Regions from separate parts of the Homo sapiens genome. Here region 1 is linked to region 2. A link is a loop called in an ENCODE intact Hi-C map of the cell type or tissue named here. Cell type or tissue: IMR-90. All regions are shown on one strand. Links, peaks and the distances in the headings refer to the core of each region. The heading gives the core; the rest is flanking DNA. Region 1 holds the start of KRT26 (keratin 26). Region 2 holds the start of LOC105371775 (a long non-coding RNA gene).

Region 1 (12,693 bases), core at 3,413-11,412, 100 kb after region 2:
CAACTACCTTATATGGAAGCAGGAAATAATGGTGACCAAGCCTATATTTGAGACTTGTAAAATGCAACCTCAGAGGGTTTAGCACCCTGAAATGGTGCAGTTCAGTCTTCATGGGCCATTTTGAATCCTGCATTGTCTATATGCCAGTTGATTAAAACCTTTCAATGTTGTTCTTGCCATGCAAGTTGGAAATCCAGGTGATTATAGAGGTCACTGCCTCATTCCACTCCAAATGAAAAAAACCTCTTTAGCCTAGAACTTTGCTGCTTTCCAATCCCAGCTGCACTTTCCAAAATAATTTAGTAAGGATGTCAGGCAGAATTTTGTGTGCAGGAGAATATGAGCAAGATTTAGAACCACCCCTAGGCTTTAGTTCTAAATTTGCTTAGTCATTACCATGGTAGAGGCAGAGAGATGCATGTGCTGGAAAATGGAAAAACGGCTTTCCAGGTTCAGATTTTACAACAAACATTTGCTGATCACCCAGGCTAGGCATTGTAAGGGTAAACAAATCCTAGTGATCAGTGGGTATTATCTTCTTCTTTTATGTCCATAGACACTCAAACCCAAGAAGATCAACTTATTTACGTAGTCAATCAGGGACAGATTTGGGACCAGACATTAGAGCTAGTGCTCTTTCCACCTTATTCTGTTATTAATTGAGGTAACTGTGACTATGAAATGAAACACATTATTTTATTAGCAGGTCCTTAGTATTGCCACATTGGGATCAACTTTAGCAATTAAAAAGAATCAGATATTAAAAAAAATAACTTGCAATAGAAGAATTTTTAATGAAATGTCAAAAAAGGCCCCCAAAATAAAAACAAAAATTAGGGACAGAGCAGGATTTTTCTACTCTGGAAAAGGATTACATGCATAGAACATGAGAAAAGGAAGAGAAGGAGAACAAATTCTAGCCCTTTTAAGAACAGAAATGAATAATTTCCTTAGGTTATTTGACCAGTAGGATTTTTGCAAAGGCAGCCTTTCTTTCTTTCTTTCTCTCTCTCTCTCTTTCTTTCTTTCTTTCCAAATAACTTTTTCCTCATTATGGTGCTTTAGAAGGTACTCGTTGCTCTACTGTAATGTTGCTTATTTTAGAGGACTTTTCTTCAACTGAGTGGACTCTCAGTGAAAGGAGATTGCCAATTTGATCCAGTTCCTCAACCACTGTTTTAACAATAGTTTCTTCTGTTGAGTCTAAAATAAAATAAATAAAACATTAGTGGTCATTTTTTAACAGGTTGAAAAGTAGCCATAATAGGTATGCTTTTTGTTTGTTTGTTTTTTTGAGAAGGAGTCTCGCTCTGTCACCCAGGCTGGAGTGCAGTGGCATGATCTCGGCTCACTGCAGCCTCTGCCTCCCGGGTTCAAGAGATTCTTCTGCCTCAGTCTCCCGAGTAGCTGGGATTACAGATGCCTGCTACAATGCCTGGCTAATTTTTGTATTCTTAGTAGAGATGGAGTTTCACCATGTTGACCAGGCTGGTCTCGAACTCCTGACCTCAAGTGATCCACCTGCCTTGGCCTCCCAAAGTGCTGGGATTACAAGCATGAGCCACTGCACCTTTTAAAAAATGTTTGCTTTTTAAAAATGTTTTTTGCAAGTTTGCAGTAAATCGATATATAATACTGTGTTTGAAGTCAGTGTTTAGCAAGATCCTGGACTATCTCTCTTATATTTGCCACTGCTTTTAGAGCAATGGGCATTTGAAAACATAAATGAAACATGGATTAAAACAATCTAAGTATCAGGCAGTAAAGGCTGGCTGCAAGTAATGTTGTCTTCTTTTAAATACCAACTTGCCCGATTTTTGTGGTTTAAGATAAAGTAGCTCTTTTATCAAAGTATTGAAACTATGAAAGATAATACATTCCAGGTAAGAAACATGTTGTGGGATTAATTCCTCATTTCAATAATTTCATAATTTGACCACATCTGTTGATCTACGGGAATATAAAATACAAATATTAAGAACTATCATAATGACCCCTCATCCCTTTATTCACCAGAAGTAAACTTAAAAACAAATTTTATTTAGTTAAAAAATAAGTAACTTAGTTAACACAATTGATGGAGTTTAAGGAGTTACACCAGGTAAAAAAAATCTATCTATACCTTTGGCTTGATTTCCAGAATTCACAGGCCTGTATCCTTTTGATTTGTAACATGTGGATTTGCTTTTTCTGTGAAGAGAAGAGTAAATTATTGCATTTTTTTTTCTTTCCTTAGTGAGCTTATAAATACCTCTAAATTGGAAATAAGAGTTTTGGAATTCTAGTTTCAATAAGATTCAAATTCCTTATATATTTAAAGGACATTAATAAGCTTTTCATGACTTCAACATAGTGAAAGAAGAGATTAAATGGATGTTTATGAATAGAAATTTTCTCATGACCAGAAATTACCTCTTTCATCTAGCAATATTTCTCACTCTGACTTTTCAATCAACTGGCCAGTGAATGTGTTTGGAGTGCCTACCATGAAAAAGGTGTTGCTGGGCTAGGTGCTGCAGAAGATATAGAACCAAGACACAGTTTTTACAGTTGGAAATAAAGTATACACATGCAAAAAGTTACCTATAACATGAAAAGTGCTGTAAATTAAGTGAAAAGTGAGTGGTGTAATGAGTGCTTTGTTCTGAGGAGGGAGCAATCACTGTTGGGTTCCTGTGAGAATAGGCTGCAGAGGGCTGATGGGCCTTGGAGGGTGCAAGACGTTACCTCCTCACTATGCGGCCATGGGCAAGCATTTAGTAATAGGCAGTGATTACCAAATACCTTTTCTGTGTATGCCACTGTCATGAGCTCTTTACCTATGTAGTGAGACATTATAGTTAAGACTTGTTACAAGTATGGTTTTGGCTTTATCACAATTTCATCAACGAGGAAACTGCATTTGAAAAGGTTAAACAATGTGCTCATAATTCACCCAGTATTTGATTCACAGCCAGGGCTGCAATTCCAGGGCTGTTGCTATTGACTAAGAAACTATGGTGCCTCTCCAATTAATTCTTCCTATATCTTCATTGCTCATCTTTAATACAAGGTACATGTGGGGTAACTAGTGAAGTGATAAGAAAAGAGAATGAGTTATTTATAAGAAATGTGCTTACACACTAAATCACAGAAAGCAATTTTCCCCTTGAATTGGAGTACTGGAATTGTTAAATATTCTATATTTAAATGTCCTTTATATATTATACATACAAATATTTTGCATACTTAGAAATTTGATTTTCAAATTTCTGCATGTTTTAATTTCACTTGGCTGCAATAATATACATTCCTGAGGATAAATATGTATGATCTCCAGAGTAGGAAATTCTAGGATGCAATATTGGCATACCTATACTGTGGGAAAACCTAGTTAATGTGAGGTTTTTTTTTTTTTTTGCAAGTTAATCTTTACCTTTCTTCTCCATCTAGTAAGTTGCAATAAATGTCAATTTCTTTTTCTAAAAATATTTTTACATCAAGAAGCTGTTCATACTCCAGCTTCTGGCCTTCTGTTTCTGTTCGAATCTGTTGCAGTTGTTCCTCCATCACCCCTATCTGATCCTGAATTTGCTGGAGTTGATTGCAGTAATTTCCTTCAGTCTCAGCCAAGGAGCATTCATAGGAATGTTTCTGAAAGAAAAGCAAAGTGAAGCTTGAATGTGTAAAAGAGAAATGGCATGGTCATCTTATATTATTTTATTTATTTTTTTGAGACTGTGTCTTGCTCTGTCACCCAGGCTGAGTGCAGTGGCATGATCTTGGCTCACTGCAGCCTCTCTTCCTGTGTTCAAGTGATTCTCCTGCCTCAGCCTCCTGAGTATGTGGGATTACAGGTACATGCCACCACACCCAGCTAATTTTTATATTTTTAGTAGAGATGGGGTTTCACCATGTTGGCCTGGCTGGTCTTGAATTTCTGACCTCAAGTTATCCACCTGCCGTGGCCTCCCAAAGTGCTGGGATTACAGGTGTGAGCCACTGTGCTTGGCCGGCATGGTCATATTTTAAATATTCTCAAGGTAGAAATAATTATTTGTATAAGGTCTGAATATTTTCAATTGAAAATCAACATTTGCAAGATTTAAAAAAATTCCTCTATTGTAAAAAGGCATTTTTCAAGTTTTGGAATTGGTGAGTTTAGGGACAGAATTCTTGATATTTAATATATTTTATACTTTTAGTCATATGTAAATGGTTATACGTACTTGGTGTTATATGTATTTTTATATCTGTATTGACTTATACATATTCACACATATATTCAATTCAATGGCGATTCCTACGTACCACAGCCATGAGGGACTGAAGTTCTATTTCCAGGGTTTGCAGATTGCGTTTTAATTCGGTCAGCTCATTTCTGGCTGCTGTGGCTGCTCCCTCATGATCGGAAATCTGTTGTTGCAGCGTTGCACTCTGAAGTGTAATTGTCGAAAGGGTTAGTGACTGGCCTGATTGTCTCCTGAGCAAGCCCTTTGTAATTTGCCATAGACCTACCCTCTCGTTGAACCAGGCTTCAGCATCTTTGCGGTTCTGCTCAGCCAAGTCCTCATACTCAGCCCTCATGTTGTTCAACAGGACAGTTAGGTCCACTCCTGGGGTTGCATTCATCTCCACGTTCACGTTCCCCCCAGCTGTATATTGCAAGACTTCCATTTCCTAGAAAAGGGATCGGTATTCATCCTCAGTGGAGGATTTTGATTGATGTTCATGCCCTGCTACGAAATGAACAGTGGACTTCAAGAAGGAAATTAGAAACTGTATGAAGCCACTCTGCAGGCTTCCTTACCTCCTCATGACTTTTTTTGAGGTAGGTCAATTCCTCACTGAGGGTCTCACACTGTATCTCCAGGTCGGTTGTACAAAGGGTCAGTTCATCCAACACTCTGCGAAGACCACTGGTGTCGGCCTCAACACTGTGGTGCAGAGCCAGCTCATTTTCATACCTGAAAGATTAGTAAGGCACCTGAGAGTTGTCATCGTAGGCAGGTGCAAAGCACAACTTTTTAAGGTATTTCATATGCTGAAAGATATGATGTTCTGTACATACCTCTGAAGCTTCTTGCAATGGCAAACTGCTAAAATGGTTTGAGATACCTAACAATTCATGAATTGTATTTTGGGGATGTTATTTCTTCAGAGCTGATTTTTGTCATCCAATGTGCTTAACAATTAAATAAAATATTGCTAGATTTTAGATTTTAAAAAATATGTGATTGCTCTTTTTTGTTGTTTGTTTTTGAGACAGTCTCACTCTGTCACCCAGACTGAAGTGCAGTGGCCCCATCTCAGCTCACTGCAACCTCCACCTTCCGGGTTCAAGTGATTCTCATGTCTCAGCCTCCCAAGTAGCTGGGATTACAGGAGTGAGCCACCATGCCTGACTATTTTTTTGTGTGTGTACTTTTAGTAGAGACGGGGTCTTGCCACATTGGCCAGGCTGGTCTCAAACTCCTGACCTCAAGTGATCTGCCTGCCTCAGCCTCCCAAGGTGCTGGGATTACAGGCATGAGCTACTCTATCCAACCATGATAGCTCTTTTTATAACGGCTTATTTAATTCAATTTCTTTATTGATCTAGTCTGGCTTTAGAAAAACATTTTGGTTTTCAAAGCAAAATATATATTCCTTAATCCAATTGTAATATTTTAACTTTTATTAATATAATTAATCAGTTTGTTTTCACCTACTTCAGCCTGAAGTCATCAGCGGTCAGTCTGGCATTGTCATTTTGTAGAACAATGCTGGCATTGCAGATGGTCGCAGAAATAATCTAAATAGGGAAGATTGTGAAAAATGTTAATTACCAAAAGTCAAAGGAGGCTCCAGACTTCAGTGTGATTTTATATCTTCTTAATCTGTCAAACATCTGTTTTAGTATCTTTTTTCTATGTTAAAGAAATCTGGATTTTCTTCAGATAATAAGCATCCAGAGCTTAAGAGCCACATAGATACTTTTACTACTTTTGATCAAATGGTATGAGCTAAATATATGAAAAACGAAGTGACTATATCTGTTTTGAAATGATTTCTTTTTCATTATTTAATTCTACAAGATTTTATTGCCAGGTACTGTGCTTAGCACTGGAAATACAGAGTGAACAAATCTTACATCACATAAATTTGTTAGGCACATTTTATATTTTCTCTTCTTTAAATTATCAACACACAAAGTCTGTAGTAAAAGTATGCAAATCCCTATTTCTTACCTGCCTTTTAAGATCTTCTATGACTGAGAAGTATCTGCTATAGTCATGATCGTGTTCCCGGGAAGAGCCAGGCTCACATTTCTCGTACCAGCCCTTGATCTTCTGCTCCAGGTCTGCGTTGGCCTCCTCTAGAGCATGCACATGGTCCAGGTAGGATGCCAGGCGGTCGTTGAGATTCTGCATGGTCACCTTTTCATTCCCAGAGAGGAGGCTGTGCTCATTGCCAAGAAAACCAGCACAGGCACCACTTCCCAACCCTCCACCGCTATTGCAGAAGCTTCCTCCAGAAGAGATGCCCTCAAGAGTACAAGAAAAGCTGCTTCTTGCTCCCGATCCAACACACACATTCCCAGCCACGAAGCCTGTTCCTCCACCGGACAGCCTACCAGACCCAGTTCGCGAGCAGATCCTCCTGGATCCACCAGAAAGTCGAAAAGACATGGTGGCAGCACAGCCGGGCAACCCCTTCCCAGAAAGAGGAGCAAAGCCAGGGTTCACCTTCCACACTTGTTAGCTCCCTTGGCCTTTTATAGTATTCACTGGGTCATTTCAGTCTTGACTATGCCAGTCTGTAATAAAATTTACTTGCATCCTAATTGTTGTTTTTCACAATTGGGTAATTTTTAACAGCGTCCAGTCTGTAGGTGGAAAGGTGCCCCAAGGATATTTTTTATATATAAAAATGGTGCCAGGTGAAGTAAAACTAAATCATAGCCTCAAAGGCCAAAATTAAATATGACTAAATGTGCATCTTTTTGGCCACTGGAATATTAATAGAATCTAGATTCTCCCCCTGCCACATATAACAAAGAATTAATAATTCCAATGAGAAATGTCTCCTACTTTTGTCCTGTTAACGCTCATAGAGTATTTCTAGTATTCCCACTTCATTGAGTGCTTCCTTTCTTCCTTTCGTTTCTTTTTCTTTTTTCCTTTTTTTAAAGATATGTGGTCTCGCTATGTTTCCCAGGCTGGTCTCGAACTCCTGGCCTCCAGTGATCCTCAGCCTCAGCACCCAGCTCAGCCTCCTGTGGCCAGCATTACAGGTGTGAGCCACTGCCCTGGGTGTCTGGGTGTGTGTTTTCCTTCTTATCAAAACCAGAAAATCTCAGCATCTATTGATCTTTTGGTAGTGGGAGATTTTAAAAGAAATCTACCATTTCTTGAATTGAAAACTGAAGTAATAGAAATCCTGCAGTCCTGCTTATTGTTAATTTCAATATAATTCATGAATATGTGATGATGGTGGAGAATTAATTCGATTGAGATTTCTTGGTTTGGTCCAGGAGCAGGACATCAATTCAACTAACAGTCTCCAAATTGTTCACTTCCCTACCCCTAAATAGTGTTTACTGTCTTTTAGTTTAAATGTATGTATTTAAGACATTAGGAATTATTTTGAGAAGTGAGCATCATATTGATTAGCAAGGAGTAAAATATATAAGGAGGGAGGTGTTTTCATCATTACCTAGAAAACCAGTACTTATAGTACCCTAGAGAGAAGATAAGTTGTCACAGGGAAGTACTCTTTATTCTCTTGCCTTGATGCTCTTGGGAAGTTATCCAGGCTTGGATCATTTCCCTACTGGGCAAATGAAAATAATAGCATCAAAGAGTCTCAAATGAATGTTGAGCAGTTCCAATCATGAATGACGATAAGACAGTTTGAAAGGCACAAACATTTTTAAATGTTAATTATTTAAATTATTATAATAAAGTGGACATGTCAGACAGGGTCGGGTCTCTATCACCTATAATGATACAAATTGATTGGTTAACTAATTATGGGTTTAGTTTTGAAACAGTAATTTTCTTCCGAATGATATTTTTCAATGTTGTGGATAGTGAATCCTTTGGAAAACATCCAACATTATTGTCACTAAATCGTATGGAACATTTAGTGGACTGCATGGATTTTCTAAATCAAAAATATTTAAAAATAAATAATAAATACAGAGCTATAACTGGACCATCAGCTTATGTTTAGAACAGTGCATGATAACCTAGATACAGTTCCTGTTTAGAGACTTTTTACTGATTTTGTTGTGACCTGGTCAAATTTTTAATCTTTTGCTAATTTTTCCCAGAAATAAAACAAGAAAAACAGAGAGTATTGTCAGTTTAATGATTTATAAGGCTTGAGTTTCTTAGGTGAGTTATTATGAGATTTCAAAGTATTATTAACATAATCTATTTATCTCTAGATACTTTATAAATACAAATTATCTTTTGTGAAACAAGTTAAACACATATTATTAGGACTATTTTGGAGATGAGTTGTCTCTGAAGCTAAGTGGCCACACAGATTACAAAGCATTTCTATATCAAAGCAGGACTGGAATATATGATGCTTAACTCCTTCTTGAAATGTTGTCGCCTATTTACTCACGTGAGTAGGTCTTTTAAATTATTTTAATCATAGATTTTCCTCTAAACTAATACTTATTTTAAAAATTTAGGTATGCTCTAGTTCTTTCTGGAAGTGGAGACAGATTTAACACATTCTCTGGACCACTTCAGTCTATACATTTCTTCCCCGGGATTGATTATTTTATCCATGGCAAGAATGGATGTACATAATAGATCATTTCTTGATAATCTACTAGATAGTAGAACATTACATGATGTGCATACGTATTTTAGATATTCAAAATGAATCGAATTAAGCTTTATGCAGTGTTGCTGTCTCCTTATTTCAGGATAAAGTTTTTCATTACATTATCTTATTCTAATGATCATATGCTAATTTTCCCCTGATACATTTATTGTTTAGTTTCAAGTACACTGTTGTTTAAAATTCACATTCTATATTTATGTTAGATAACCATTTTTCTTGAACTTGAATGAGGTTTGTTTTGTCACTAGATTCCTAATTTTTGGTTTTGTTTTTTGTTTTTTTTTTTCCTGAGAATCAGATTCTGGTATACTAAGTCCGCCCACAAAATGGCTTCCCTGGTTTGTTTTGGGAAGAAGGAGATACTGATGTCTCTGCTAATCTCAGACCGACTGGAGTGAGCATGCACGTAGTTTCTTTATCCCTTCTCTTGTTATAGGGAAGGTGGAGTCATAAAGTTCTCACTAGCATGGTATTATGTCGTGGTGAAGCACCAGACTCTGAGCTATTCTGTGTGGTTTACGTATTTCAGCACTTCATGTTATTACTGTGTGATCTTGGGCAAATTATTCAACCAGTCTCTGCCTCCGTTTCCTTATCTGTAAAACGAGGACGATAACAGTACCTACCTCATAGGGTTGTTGTGAGGAATAAATGATGCTTAGAACAGAGTCTAGCACCTAGTAAGTGCTGGTTATCAACTATTATTGACTCTTTCCTGGAAGTCATATTTAAAGGTTTTAAATATTGGCCTGGTTTTAGCAGAAAGAATTTATTTCCTGAGTTATGGTGAGTTGGTGGTCAGGCGTTTCAAATACTGTGAAATCTGAGCTAAGTATTCGGTGGCTCACGCCTGTAATCCCAGCACTTTGGGAGGCCGAGGCAGGTGGATCACGAGGTCAGGAAATCGAGACCATCCTGGCTAACACGGTGAAACCCCGTCTCTACTGAAAATACAAAAAAATTAGACGGGCGTGATGGCAGGCGCCTGTAGTCCCAGCTACTCGGGAGGCTGAGGCAGGAGAATGGCTTGAACCCAGGAGGCGGAGCTTGCAGTGAGCCAAGATGGCGCCACTGCACTCCAGCCTGGGCGACAGAGCGAGACTGTCTCAAAAAAAAAAAAAAAAAAAAAAATTAAAGACTTTTTAGTATTACCGTTTACTCTTAGTGTTGTATATTCTACGGGTTTGGAAAATGTATAATGACACGTATCCGTTCTTATGATATTATCCAGAGTATTTTCACAGCCTTAAAAATCCTCTGTGTTCTGCCTGTGCATCCCTCACCTCCAATTTCTGGCAGCCAATTATCTTTTTACTATCTCCATAGTTTCGCCTTGTACAGAATGTCATATAGTTGGGGTCATACAGTATGTAGCCTTTTCAGATTGGCTTCTTTCACTTAGTAATATACATTTAAGGTTCCTCTGTGTCTTTTCATGGCTTGATAGCTCATAGCTTTTTAGCACTAAATAATATTTTGTTGTCTAGAGGTACCACAGTTATTTATCCATTCGTCAACCAAGAGGACATCTTGGTTGCTTCCAAGTTTTGGCAATTACGAATAAAGCTGTTATAAACATCTGTGCACAGGTTTTTGCGTGAATGTAACTTTTCAACTCTTACGTGGTAGGATGTTTCCTTTTCCTAATTTTGATATGAGGGTATATGATGTGAGGACTGGTTAATTAAAAAGTTAAGTGAGAGGGTATCTGCCTTACATTCGCTTAGGTATTATTACATGCGTGTGGGAAAAAGAGGAGGAAAGACAGCTTGAAAGTGACTGTGTTTCAACTGTGCTGAGCCAATTCTACAGAGTTCAGTAATAGGACACTGGTTCCAGAGAAAAACAGGCTGTTTCTGTTACGGGATTGGTGAGGGGGAGCCAAATCTCTCACCCACAAATAAACCTCTGGAGGGTTTTCTGCTGAGTTTAACCTCCTCCCACTCCCAGCCTTGAAATAGATTCATTAATGGTAGGTGCTGAAATTATTGCACTAAAAGTTACCTTTGACTTGAGAGCCACATGGCTCTGCAGTCTTGGATGGCAAAAACGAAGGAGAGAACTTGTGAATTCCTACCGTTATGGTGGAGTGATCAAGATTATGAATTAGATGCCTGCTGGAATTCTCCTCTTACCCTTGTCCTCACAGCTCTCTTTTTCCCCTTCTACCTTCAAATATCACTACTTATAGCCTTTCCTTTATGTTTAAGTTTGTTTCTGATTCTTCAGGTTCTTATTTCTACATCTATGAGCATATTGACTTCAGGGACTGGATCTTATTAACTGTTTTATCCTCGTTATCTGGCACATAGCGTGTTCTCAGTAAGTACTTTTCGTACTGAGACAAAGGAGACAAAATTTTACAGAGAAGTCAAAAAGACTCCAACTAGTTTTCACATTAAACTTACTTCCAACTTGTGAAGACTGTTGAATTAAACAGAAGAAATTAAAGACAAAATTCAGCTTCCATTTGGGAGGGTATATCTAAAATGCAAAGATTGGCCAGAACCAGGGAAGATGACTTGCAACAGGAAGAACTTTTATTGAAACACCACCATAGAGAAAAAGCCAAAGAAATGGTACTATTCTAAAAATAACTTGTCTTAATTCATTGGAAGAAAAGCAGAAAAATAAGGGGACCCTTATTTAGGAAACTAGCTTCATTTTGGTATTTTAATTTGGGGGCCATTCTGTCTCAGAGGCTGGAGTTCAGGAAGACACCCTCTGTTCATTCTTGTTGTTGACTTTGGTGGATTTCTCTTCCACAGTGTGAACTCTGGATGAGAGAACTTTGCCACGAGGATCTATCTCTTCAACAACTGTTTTGACAATGGTGGTTTTAGATGAATCTAAAATGCCACATATAAACTGTTTAGAATTTATCAAATTCATAAATAGGAAATAAAACATCATTTGAAACACATACAAATAAACACTGAATGCCTAACACAGCTTTTGTTTACCTTTTGTTTGATTTCCTGGGCCTCCATAGCCTTTTGATTTAGAACAGGAGCTGTAAAAGTATAGAGCGCTTATATTAATTATTCTGTTTTACTGAGGAAACTGAAAAATAATGATTTAAGGTGGGAATTCACTGCATTCTGAAATAACACTAAAAGAGTATTATCTATGCGTGATCTAGATCATAGATATTTTGTACTTGATTTCAAATCATCTTTAGTAACCTTAAAAATGAATTGTTTTCTCAATGGCGGCAATACTGACCCATCTTCTCCATCTATCAGGAGGCAGTAGGTCTCAATTTCTTTTTCCAGGTGGACCTTGATGTCAAGGAGCTGCTCATACTCGAGCTTCTGGCCCTCGGTCTCGGTTCTGACCTGGTGCAGCTGCTCCTCCAGGGCCCCGATCTGAGCCTGGATCTGTGCCAGCTGTGCACAGTAGTTACTCTCGGTCTCTGTCAAGGAGCACTCCAGGGAGTGTTTCTGTAGTTTGGTAAGACATGGTTTAATAGAAAAGGTCACGGTGTTTTAGAATAAGCCAAAGCATTTAAGAGATAATTAAGAGAATTATCCTTACATCATGCAAATAATTATATTTACCCAAAAGATTCCACTTCTTCAATATTAATTGTTGCCTTTATTAAATGTCCTACTACTTTTCTATTTGAGAATGACACAGCTGGTGCTGAATGTCCCTCAGATGCCCAGGTGTGCTAAAAAAGATGAAATTGTCTCTTCATAGGGCACAGACTGAAAGATCCCTCCCCTGCACCAATATAGCCTGTGCTTGTAGAGTGTGGCACAATTTGCTACTTTACCCACAACTAGAAGTCCGCCTATACTTTGCTACTCATTTCTAGCCATGTGACAGTCTTGTCTTATGAGGATTGTAGCTCTTCTATTAAAA
Region 2 (12,693 bases), core at 3,004-11,003:
CTCACATCTGGCCAGGCCAGTCTATGCTGGGCATTCTCACAGCCCTCTCCAAACAAAGCTGTCCTACCCACAGCTCCTGGTGAGAGGAGAGGTTCCAGGTTATTTCTGACCCACCCCTCCCTACCTCCTGCACCTTCCCCATCAGTCACAACTTGATTATCTATAGATTGGTCAGAGACCTTTGGAGTAGGCTGAGACAGAAAGCTCTGACTAAAGAGAGTCATTAATGATTATCTAGGCCAAACTGATTCTCTTTCTTGGTAACTGGGACTGAGAAATATGAAGAGAATTAGGCTTGGGAGTGGAGGAGAGAGAAGAAAGCAATGAATTAAATTCCTAAATTAAATTCAGGGAGCAATGAATTAAATGCTTCCTGCTACTTTAGGTAGCTCCTGCTAATATCCGCCTGAAACACAGAGAGCTGAACTAGATTCCCTGGAGGGTCAGTCCTGGCAATCTGCATTTTAAATAGGTCTGCCAGCATTTCTTATGCACCCTAAATAAAGCAGCACTGTCCAGTGGAAATATAACACAAACCACAAATGCAAACCACAGATGTCCTTCCAAACTTTCTAGTAGCCATATCAAAAGATTGAAACAAAAAGAAGTGAAATTAATTTTACGACTATATTTTATTTAACTTGATATATCCAAAATGCAGCAACCCATATAAAATGTTAATGAGATCTTTTACATTATTCTTGATACTGTCTTTGAAATCCAAGTGTATTTTATACTTACATCGCATCTCAGCTTGGAACAGCCACATTTAAAGTGCTCAATAGCTGGGCACAGTGGCTCACCCCTGTAATCCCAGCACTTTGGGAGGCTGAGGCGGGAGGATGGCTTGAGCTCAGGAGTTCAAGACAAGCCTGGGCAACATAGAGAGACCCAGACTCTACAAAAAAAAAAAATTAAAAAATTAGCCAGGAGTAGTGGTGCAAGCCTGTAGTCCCACCTACTTGGGAGGCTGAGGTGGGAGGATCACTTGAGCCTGGGAAGATTGAGGCTGCAGTAAGCCAGATCACACCACTGCACTCCAGCCTGGGCAACAGAATGGGACCCTGTGTCAATAATTTGAGACATAATAATAAATATTTATTTATTGAGACAGACAGAGGGGATAGGATTTAGAAAGGTATTTTACAGGCATGTGAGTAATGCAGTAAACTATTTCTAGATCTCAAATTTTATTTTTCAAGGAAAAAATATTATTACTTTCCTTTACAAAAATACTACCCTTTATTTAAATAAAACAGTAACAATACCTCATTAAAGGCTATGGCATATATAAAATTGTGGGGTCCCTACAATTCTTGGTGCATGGACTGAGATTATGATGGAGATTGTCATAAATCCATTATAGTTATTAGAAAAGTAAATAATTTAAAAATGTTGACTTTATTAAAAGGAGAAAGCTTGTTATAACACATCTCACAAATGCCAAAATACTGTGTTTGGGGACCCTGGCTCCAGGGACATTCGTGTGTCTGTGTGTCTGCACACTGAAATCACTTCTGGAACTTTAAAAAATGGTGATGACTGTGTCCTCCTCCCAGAAAATCTGATTTAATTGGCTCAGGACGGGGCCTGGGCATCAGAATTTTTGAAAACTTCCCAGGAGTCTAATATGTAGCAAAGTTTGAGAGCCATTCTGATAAATGTAAGTTTTCTTCCACTCATTTATCCCTCTCTCTTCAGCCAGAGGAAACGAGTTGTTGGTACAATCATCTGAAGTTAAGATTCCTGCAGTTAAATATTGGCAAGTAGTTCATGCTGCAGCTATCACAACTCTGGGTGCATAGGCTCAGGCAGACCTTATTGCTTTATTTTTCTTTTTTCATGTTAATCTTTATTTTGAGTTCCTATTCTATGGAGGATGTGTGTTAAATCTCATCATCTCAGTCTCTCGCCTTTTCTCCAAAGCATTGCATCTAAGTTTTAGGGGAGCTTATATAGTTGTGACCTGGGGCGGGGAGCATATTGTCCTTAGTGTCATCTGTCCAAGCTGTGTTCACTGAGACAGTCATTATTCTTCCCATCTGTCCCATTATCGTTGGTTGGAGACATATAACTAAAAACAAAAATCTTCCCTCAACCCAGAAATCCTCTCCACAAAGGTAGTACGGAAAGAAAATACTTCTATTACTGAATAAGCACTAAACTAGAATGTGATGTGCATCACAGGTAATCTTCTAGGAAATTGCAAGATGGAAGGAAATCTCACCTGTTACATAGCCAAGCAGCAGATACAACCTATTACATACTTTTTGTTTTTTTTTTTGAGATGGAGTCTAGCTCTGTCGCCCAGGCTGGAGTGCAATGGCGCGATCTCAGCTCACTGCAACCTCTGGCTCCCAGGCTCAACCAAGTCTCCTGCCTCAGCCTCCCGAGTAGCTGGGATTACAGGCGCACACCACAATGCTCAGCTAATTTTTGTATTTTAGTAGAGACAGAGTTTCACCATGTTGGCCAGGCTGTCCTGACCTCAGGCAATCCACCCACCTTGGCCTCCCAACGTACTGGCATTACAGGCATGAACCACCGTGCCCGACCTACATACATATTTTCAAGATAAACAATAGTTAAGTTAGAGTAAGAGGACTTGACAGTACCATAGTTACACATCGTTCATCTTAACTTCACCTGGTAATTTGGGGTGATCATCTGTGTCAGCTACTTGGCTTTCTCCAGAGGAAAAACAAAACTTTTTATATCTTTATGACAGGTGGTAGTTTTGCAACTTTGAGTAAGGTACCCACAGAAGTTAGGCTCCTACCCTCCCACAGAAACTGGGATATAGGGGTGTCATCTCTTTTGATGTTTACATTTCAAAGAGATGGCTCCCAGGTACTTGAGAAATACATCCCTGGATCATAAAGCTAATGAAAGGCCTATCTAGGCTTCAAAAGGATTTACATAAATTTCAAAGAGAGGAAACAGTACATATAAGTTTTCAAAAGTTATAATTACAAATAAATGCTCCCTGATTTTAAATTATATTTGGAAGCTATAGCAATCAAAACAGCATGGTACTGGCATAAAAACAGAAACATAGACCAGTTAAACAGAGTATAGAGCCCAGAAATAAATCTAAACCTAATTTAATTAACTACATTTTGGCAAGGGCCTCAAGAGGACCCAATGGGGAAAAAATAGTCTCTTCAATAAATGGTACTGGGAAAACTGGATTTCCACATGCAAAAAAATGAAATTGGACCCTTATCTTACACCATATTAGAAAATCCACTCAAAATGGATAAAAGATCTAAATGTAAGACCTGAAGCCATTAAACTCCTAGAGGATAAGAGAGGGTAAAAGCTCCTTGACATTGGCCTTGGTAATGATGTTTTGGATATTACACCAAAAGCCCAGGCTACAAAAGCAAAAATAAATAAGTGGGACTACATCAAAATAAAAAGCTTCTGTACAGCAGAGGAAGCAATTAACACAATGAAAAGGCAATGTACAGGCTGGGAATAGATATTTGCAAACTGCATATCTAGTAAGGGGTTAATATCCAAAATTTATAAAGAACTCTTACAACTGAATAGCAGAAAAACAAATAAACCAGTTAAAAAATGAGCAAAGGATCTAAACAGATATTTCTCCAAAGAAGACATAAAAATGGGCAACAGATCCATGAAGAGGTGTTTAACATCACTAACCATCAGGGAAATGCAAATCAAAATTGCTATGAGATATCACCTTACACCTGTTAGGATTGGTGTTATCAAAAAGATGAGAGTGACAAATGTTGGCAAAGGTGTGGAGCAAAGAAACAGTACACTGTTGGTGGGAATGGAGATTGGTGCAGCCATTAGCAAAAAGTGCATGGAGGTTTCTAAAGAAGTCAAAAACAGAACTTCCAGGCCAGGTGCGCTGGCTCATGCCTGTAATCCCAGCACTTTGGGAGGCCGAGGCAGGTGGATCATTTGAGATCAGGAGTTCGAGACCAGCCGGGCCAAAGTGGTGAAACCCCGTCTCTACTAAAAATACAAAAATTAGCCGGGCGTGGTGGTGGGCACCTGTAGTCCCAGCTACTTGGGAGGCTGAGGCAGGAGAATCACTTGAACTCTGGAGGCCAGGGTTGCAGTGAGCCAAGATCACGCCACTGCACTCCAGCCTGGGCAACAGAGTGAGACTCCATCTCAAAAAAAAAAAAAAAAAAAAAAGAAAAGAAAAAGAACTTCCCTATGACCCAGCAATTCCCCTTCTGGGTATCCACCCAAAGGAGATGCAAACACCACCTTGTAAAGATATCTGCACTTTTATGTTCATTGTAGCATTATTCGCAATAGCCAAGATATGGAAACTACCTAAGTGTCAATGAATGAATGGATAAATAAACTGGTGAGTGTGTGTGTGTGTGTGTGTGTGTGTGTGTATATATATATATATATGCACAATAGACTATTATTCTACCCTAAAAAAGGAGATCTTGACATTTGTCACAACATAAATGGACCTGGAGGACACTATGTTAAGTGAAGTAAGAAAGACACAGAAAGATAAATATTACATGCACTCATTTATATGTGGAATCTAAGAAAAAAAAGTCAAATATGCAGAGAATAAAACAGTGGTTACCAGGAGTGGGGGTGGGATGGGTTAGGAAATGGGGAGATGGAAGTCAATGTATACAAAGGAGGAGATATGTAGGATGAACAAGTCTAGAGATCTAACCTATTAACCAGGACTAGAGCTAATAAAATTGTATGCTAACTGGGTTTTTTTTTTTTTAATGTAAGTAGACTTTAGCTGCTCTCATCACACACAATAAGGTAACTGTGAGATGATAGATATGTTAATTTGCTTCACCAGGGTAACCATTTTACTATGTATATGTATCCCATAACATTGTGTTGTAAACCTTAAATATACACAATACAATTTATTTTTTATAAAAGATGAAGTAAATGCTCAAAGAAAATTTAGGAAGAGAGAAAAATCTCTTCCCTTGTTTCCAACAGTGAGAATCAAGCCTCTTATTTTAAATTTGCTTCATCCTAGCAGTGTCCAGCTGCTCTCTCCCATATTTCTTTCCATGCTTAAGGGCGTAAGAGTCATTCTGATGCTTCTGTGTGCCTGTGGCATGGAAATATCAGGTGGACTGTGGCTCCATCTGCCCGGACACACTGTGCAGCCATAACCTATTTGGCTCTTGTCCCTTTCCTGAGGTTACAATCCAGGAAGTAAGGCACAGTTCTCCTAAATAGTTCCCCCAACTTACCTCCCGTTTTGCTGCTTTGTAGGGGCTCTGACTCAGAAGCAGGACCTGGGGCTCCCCTCTCAGGGACCCCGCTTTGCCCTTCCTCAGCAATCCTTTTTTTCTTCCCTCTCCTTTCAGTCCAAGGTAAGTTCTATTCTTGAGGGTGGGACGGAAAATCCTGCTTTTACTACTGGAACCTAAGCTCCAAGACCTGTCTGCTCACTGCTGGATCACCACTTTCTAGCTCTGTGCCTAGCACAGAGAAGGCAGGCAATAAACAAGCGCCAAATGAATAACGTTTCTTTAGGACATTTTGTGTGGGCCCTGAGTCCTCTTCATTCTAAGACTAGACTGAAGGAACACATTGCTTTTGTTTCATCCTCCCCTGAGACAATGAGCACAGATTAATTTATTTGCCTGAAGAAGGTAAAGGAAATGAATTACCAGAAGGATGGTAAGTGGCTCAAAAACACTATAGTCCCCAAATTTGTAGTGTTTACAAACACAAGCAAATCAGACAGGCACCCATCATTCATCTTGGTGAATTTTTATGGAGTGATTTCCTGGGAGTTTGGAATTAAACTCTGGGAGAAATAACATCTTTTCTAACCTGTTTGTCCTTAACAAATGTGGCACACTCAAGAATTTGAGTTTTGCTTTGAAGAGGAAAAAATATTAAAAAGGAAAATAATGGATTATTTTTATGTAATGCATTTGGGCACATACATTTCACCCTGTAAATCAATCTTGTACACAAGGATGTCAAACTCAAGCCATTTAATGTTTTTCCTGTCCTGCACATAAATGTTGTGATCTGTTTTTATTCTAAAAAGTATAAAAGATAGAATGATGGCAATGTAAGTTTATATTAAGTGTTTTTTTCCTTCCAGGAAGTTGTAAATATGAATCTGTTTTCTTCAGCTAGACAGAACACTCCAATTGATCTTTTATAATCCCAAAGAGCTTGGGTATTATTTTATTTATGAAGCATAATTTCTTTAGCAGCTTAGGATTTTGTGACTCCCTCTTCTTAATCAAGCATGCATTTTCATAGGATTATAAAGGCATAATTAGTCAGCAAATAAAGGCTTTTTTTTAAAACTTAAAAAATTGCTATAAATGACAGGGCTTTACTGGCTTATATCCTTTTTGTTATATTATTGATTTTTCTACTCATAGGAGCAGGCCTCTACGTGATATCATTTAATCTTTTGTTTTATATATAAGTTAAGACTATAATTAGACGATAAAGAGTTTTGTGTGGGAATATGTTTGTCAGCATTTTTTAGCATGTTTTCAGAGTATGTGAGAGATGCTTACATGCCTTTCTATACACACTGAACATGCATTTCACATGAACTGATTAAGCAGAGTACATTATACATGCAATCTTAGTCCTGGCAGATGCTCACTTCATTCTTTGCTGCTGTAACTCAAGGGCAAAAAGCAGGGCAGTTTTGCCAATCAAGGACTTTGCCATTGGGTCCTATTTTCTCTGGCATCTTCCAGATACTTCCAGGTGCTTCTCCTTCTTACCTTGTTTTTTGAGGCCCAATACACACAGATGGTCAAAATGAGCTTTACTAGATAGAGGGTGAGCTCATTTTAGAACACCCAGTTTATACAATTTTGGTGTATTACAATTCATGATTTTTTTCTAGCTTAGCAGACTATAGGCATCTTCCAAAACTATTCAGAATTTTCTCCATTCCTTTTTTATCTGGAGTGCGTTAAGTCCCAATCTTTGAAGTCATAGTTGTAGGTTGAAACTGTGCTCCCATCTACTCACTTGAGCTACAATATTTACGTCTCCTTTCAAATCTCTAGAAGGGAGGTCTTTGTTGGGTTCTAAGTACATTGTCTTCACCAATTTGACAGGTGTTCCCTTAGCTCTTCCTGTCTTTGAAATATTGATTTTTCTAAACCTGCTTTCTATAACTTACGACATTGGCCCTGCTGTCTTCTATTCTGTGTCCTGATACTCTAGTCTTAGTCATTTCTCTGCATCTTAGTTTATTCTAGACAATTTATTTCCTTGCACTTGCATTTATCCTTTCTTGCTTTTTTTTTTCTTTTTTTTTTTTTTTTCCGTAGATGGAGTCTTGCTCTGTCGCCCAGGCTGGATGGAGTGCAGTGGTGTGATCTTGGTTCACTGCAACCTCTGTCTCCTGGGTTCAAGTGATTCTCCTGCCTCAGCCTCCCGAGTAGTTGGGACTACAGGTGCCCGCCACCATGCCCAGGTAATTTTTGTATTTTTAGTAGAGATGGGGTTTTGCCATGTTGGCCAGGCTGGTCTCAAACTCCTGACCTCAGGTGATCTGCCACCTTGGTCTCCTAAAGTGCTGGGATTACAGGCGTGAGCCACTGCGCCTGGCCTCTTGAATTTTCCCTCTGTTGTCTTTTCTCTTTTTGAAAATTTTTATTTTGTTTAAAAAAATTTCTACTTAGGTCATTCTCACAGGCTTTCTGCCCTGCATATCAATTTTTAGCACCCTGACAGTATTCCCTGGACCCTCACCCCTTAACATTGCCCAAATCTTCCCAGGAATGCAGCTGTGAGCTTTCTTCTCCTCAGCCCAGACTGTACAGCATTCTGGACTTTATGATGTTCCATAGCCATTATTCAGTGGTTTATAAACACATGTTTTTAGTCATTCAAAAGCCTTTTTCATTTTTAGCTAAACTTTTGAGGTAACTGTGGATTCAGTTACTGTAAGAAACAGTACAGAGCAATCCCACATATCCTTTACTGAATTTCCCCGATGGCAACAGCTTGTAAAACTAGAGGACCATATCACAACCAGGGTATTCACACCAATGCAGTCAAGATACAGAACATTTCCATTGCAACAATGAGCTCAAGGAAGGGCTTTCTCTCAACGTTGGCTCTGGCTCACGGTCCCTCGCACCATGAAGGACACAGAAGGAACCAGACCCTGACCCTGCCGCACTGCTCCAATTCAGGGTAGAATTGCGAAGTGCCACAAGTAAGGCATCTCTGAAGAGGAAGTAATTGCCTTTTTTTTTTTTTTCCTGAGGGGATCAGAGAAGGCAAATAAAGGCAAACATAAATTAAAAATAAGAGACTTAATTCTTCCTGTTAAAAATAAGGGAAAAGACACCCCTGTACTCCCCTTTCTTCGAGCATTTACTTTAGAAAACTTGTAAATTCTTTCGCTGTCTCTTTGAAATGTGAGTAAATCTTTTAAAAAGTAAAATAAATCTTTTGCCAACTTTACAACCAAGGAATGCCTTTCTCAAGACTGGGAATCAAGCCTTTTGAGCGTGACCATCCAAGGAAATAAACACCCCTGTGTCCCAGGTTCTGTGGGAGGGCAGGACCTAATTTCGGCAGGCACCTTGCTCCAAAGCTACCTCCTATTATAAAGATGTGAGAAGTTTACTTTCCCTGTATATAAAGCCTATTAACTAACATAGATGGTCACCCAAATTATGGGTAAAGTTAGGATAAACCGTGTGTGACATATGGTGCTGTGAAGTCCTCTTATGTGAAGAGTAGCTGTTGTTCATCCTGAGAACATCCACGTAATGGGCTGTGTCTGCTTGGCTATATAAAGGAAGAGCTATCTTTCTGTCTTTGCAGTCTCTTAGTGGATTGCTTGTGACGGGCATCACATTCTGTTTTAACGCTTATTCAATAGTAAAATGATTTTCTTTCTCGTTTACCTTGGTGGAGAGGATTTCTAGGTTAGGAGATTTTTTTACTATTTTTTATTTTTTTTGAGACGGAGTCTCACTCTGTCTCCCAGGCTGGAGTGCAGTGGTGCGATCTTGGCTCACTGCAACCTCCGCCTCTTGGGTTCAAGCGATTCTCCTGCCTCAGCCTCCTGAGTAGCTGGGACTACAGGGGCCCACCATCACACCCGACTAATTTTCTTTTCTTTTCTTTTCTTTTTTTTTTTGAGACGGAGTCTCGCTCTGTCGCCCAGGCTGGAGTGCAGTGGCGCAATCTCGGCTCACTGCAAGCTCTGCCTCCCAGGTTCACGCCATTCTCCCGCCTCAGCCTCCCGAGTAGCTGGGACTACAGGCGCCCGCCACCACGCCTAATTTTTGTATTTTTAGTAGAGACGGGGTTTCACCATGTTGGCCAGACTGGATATTTTGTTTTTAATTGTATTTCCATAGCAGATTTCATGGAGGAGGTAGCGTCTGACCTTGGCTATGAAGGATGCTGCATACATATGTTATAGGCAATTTATTTTAAGATATGTAACATTTCTCATTTGTAGTTTAACCCACACATGGGACCCTGTTTTAGACAGGTGGCAGGGGGTCTGCCTGGAAATTAATTTTAAAAAATCCAAGTGAAATTCACGCAACGTAAAATTAACCATTAAAAAATGTACAGTTCATTGGCATTTAGTACACTCACCATGTTGTGTAACTAACACCTCTGTGTAGCTTCAAGCTATTTTCATCACCCCCAAAGAAAACCCAACCCATGAAGCAATCATTTCCTATCCTCCCATTCCCCCAGCCCCTTCAAACCACCAATTTGCTCTCTGTGGATAGCAGCACTATTCATCATAGCCAAAAGGGGGAAGCAACCCAAGTTTCCATCAATGGGTAAATGGACAAGCAAATATGTGCTACGTACATACAATGCAATGTTATTAAGCCATAATAGGGAGTAAAGTACTGATGCATCCTAAAAGGTGGACAAACCTTGAAAACATTACACTAAATGCAAGCCGGACCCCAAAGGTCACGTCTTATATACTTCTACTTATATGAAATATCCAGAATAGGTAAAAAAAAAATTGTTTTTTGGAGGGTACATTTTAGCACATTTGGGAAGACATTTATATGGTAGACTTTGAACCCTTATGGGGGATGGTGTGGAGTGTTTTCTGGGAAACAGAATTAGTAAAGTGGAAGAGGCAGGAAATAGAAAACTTAAGGGGTGGCCGATGACAGAGGAAGCAAGAGTTTACAGAAATCCCTCCTCCTGGCTTTCAACGCCCACCCTACCTGAGCAAGCTTGTGTCTCAGTGTGAAGTTTCTCTGACAACAGGGACTGGTCCCTGTCCAGTCTTGGATATATGCCCTGCACAACTCTTGTAATAGTAACAGTCTAGTCCTCAGAATCAAACATTTAGTTTAACTTTACGTGTTTGAAATGCCTTGAATGCAGGACCCCGCTTTAGTTTTCCATTTTCACCCACTCTGGTAGCCTCCCTAGAAAGACTGCGTGGACAGCTTGAGGACACCTGTGCAGATCATGATCAAAGGGACCACGTAGTTCTAGTTTTTAAATAAAGTTCACGTATCTTTTTGTATTATTTTTGCTAATTATTTGCCTTTACCCAACGGCTTGAATGATTGAACTCTATTTTCAGGCTTAAATATTCCCTCTGCACTGCTGCAACTGGCCGGATAAATGTGCCTACTCCAGCAGCAAGCTCTCCACATCCCGTCCCCCTTTCTGTCTCCTCCTTACTTCATGCCCCCACTGCCTCCTTAGTTTTCAGCTGCCAGTGCAAAGCACCCCAGCTTTCTCTAGGCTGTGCTCTGCTCCCTGACAGCTGCTGTTCTCTCCCCATCCCTCTCTTCTTCCCTTGCTTTCAACTTCCCAGCCAGTCTGAGTATTTGAGCACCTTCCAGCTGCTTCACTGTTGTGTCATGCCGGGGGCCATGTTGCACAGCCGCGGCACACATGTATATCCACGGGGACTCCTTTCTGAGCCTACTGGGTGCATAGAAACTGGTGTTCCAGAAGTGTACAGTTGAGTTTTTGACAAAGAGAAATTTTACAAACAAAATTGTGGCTGTACAAATTTTTTTTTAAAATTATATTTTCCCATTGGCTTCACAGAAGAGATAGCACCTGACCTTGGCTATTAAATGCACAGTATTTAAAATATATGGATTAACAAAATTTTATTTGCTCACACCTTTAAGTGGGGTTAAATATACTTGGTAATTGTTTTCTTCTTAACCAGATTGTCCTTAAGGGCAAAGAGTGCGTGTCTTACATTTCTTTAAAATTTGCCCCATTTCCGTCGTCCCACCAGCCCCTTAGACTTAGTGCTTAATGTTTTTAAACAAACAAATGAATATTAAAGTAGGCAATCTTTTATTGACTTTGTATCTTGTCTTGAAAAGGAGTTGATTACTGTTAAAATTCTCTTAAAAATATGTTTTGAGTTCTGGGAATATACATTGCAAGGTTCAAGTTTGTTTTGACTTTCTAATTGTATAATTAGAGAGGAGTAGCTCACTCAGGAATTACTGTTGTGAATGATAAGCTTTTCCTCTTGGATGTGAGGTTGTGTTCAGATTAAAGACACTAATATGGTATACCAGCAATTACACAGTTTAAGGCAACTAAGTTACATCTATAGACCATATCATTTTACATGAATATAATACTTCTATTTCCATAAATAATTCCGAATGCTTGGAGAAAACACTAGTTTTTATTCCCCAAAATCATTGTCTTTGAAACCTCCTTAAATAGCCATAAGACTAGCAACTCATGCCTTGAAAAAGGTAGTCACTGATATCAACACTGTTTGAGAATTGGAAAAACATTTCCAGGACAAGCACAGTGGCTCACACCTGTAAACCCAGAACTCTGGGAGGCTGAGGTGGGAGGATTGCTTGAGGCCAGGAGTTCGAGACCAGCCTAGGCTACACGGCAAGACCTCGTCTCTCCAAAAAAAAAAAAAAAAAAAAAAAAATTAGCCAGGCATGGTGGCACATGCCTATAGTCCTAGCTCCCAGGAGTTTGAGGTTACAGTGAGCTATGGTCTCACCACTGCACTCTAGCCTGGGTGACAGAGCAGGACCCAATTTTGAAAGAAAGAAAGAAAGAATTAATTTCCAGTTCTCTTTGATAAATTCTCAGTGTTAACGACTAAGACAGAATCCATCCTTTTTTCAACTGTATGGTTCTATATGATACCTTTGATAGTTAAGCTATATTAGTTTATTACCATACATTTGGATAGTTAGCAATCAATAAGTTTTGTGCTATCTGTGAAAAATAATCTGGTAGTAAGATAAAAGTGTGCATAACTTATTTTCTGCTTCAGTACTTAACATAGTTACTATTTTCTTGAAGACTGTAGTTTTGTAATACTATGCTCTTTGGTGAGACAAAGCGTTCTGAAATTTGTGAACACTTCTTATTTCCTGGTAATTATTTTTTTTGGCCCCCCCAGTTTGACTTTTCTTTCTTTTTGGCTTCTTATATCACTGTCCCACGTTAAAAAATTTAACAGATTTTAAGATGTCTTTTGGCTTAAATTGCAAACAATTACATTTGAAAATTAATGAACTTCGCGAAATTTAGTCCAGCCTATATGAAAAAGAAAACTGTTGTCAGGGTGAGAATAGATGATTCGTGATTTCAGATTCTGCCACACCTTTACAAATATTTTTCACACTGTTGCCTTCAGAAAAATTCATTATGCTAATCCATCAAGCTTCAGTTCCTTCTTAATTGTTTTTTTCA

Evidence for each region. Peaks named below come from ENCODE experiments on the same cell type or tissue, not always from the same donor. Only the 100,000 strongest peaks of a DNase experiment are listed, where the experiment ranks them.
Region 1: a loop joins it to region 2, with 2.4 times the contacts of the local background. A loop is called at or near these places in 2 of 110 quality-filtered maps.

Annotation. Positions count from the first base shown.
Region 1 is chr17:40,765,464-40,778,156 of GRCh38, forward strand. KRT26 (keratin 26) reads right to left here and starts at 6,738. Exons shown (of 8, transcript NM_181539.5): 1 at 6,210-6,738; 2 at 5,691-5,773; 3 at 4,790-4,946; 4 at 4,498-4,659; 5 at 4,291-4,416; 6 at 3,416-3,633; 7 at 2,123-2,190; 8 at 775-1,203. The coding sequence starts at 6,650. The coding sequence ends at 1,052. KRT27 (keratin 27) reads right to left here. Exons shown (of 8, transcript NM_181537.4): 6 at 12,052-12,269; 7 at 11,790-11,839; 8 at 11,345-11,675. The coding sequence ends at 11,536. In IMR-90, for the core only: no CTCF peak of the experiment used is centred there; no DNase peak of the experiment used is centred there; H3K27me3 peaks cover 3,136 bases.
Region 2 is chr17:40,666,365-40,679,057 of GRCh38, forward strand. It overlaps LOC105371775 (a long non-coding RNA gene), which reads left to right and starts at 5,241. Exons shown (of 4, transcript XR_934751.2): 1 at 5,241-5,357. In IMR-90, for the core only: no CTCF peak of the experiment used is centred there; no DNase peak of the experiment used is centred there; H3K27me3 peaks cover 3,363 bases.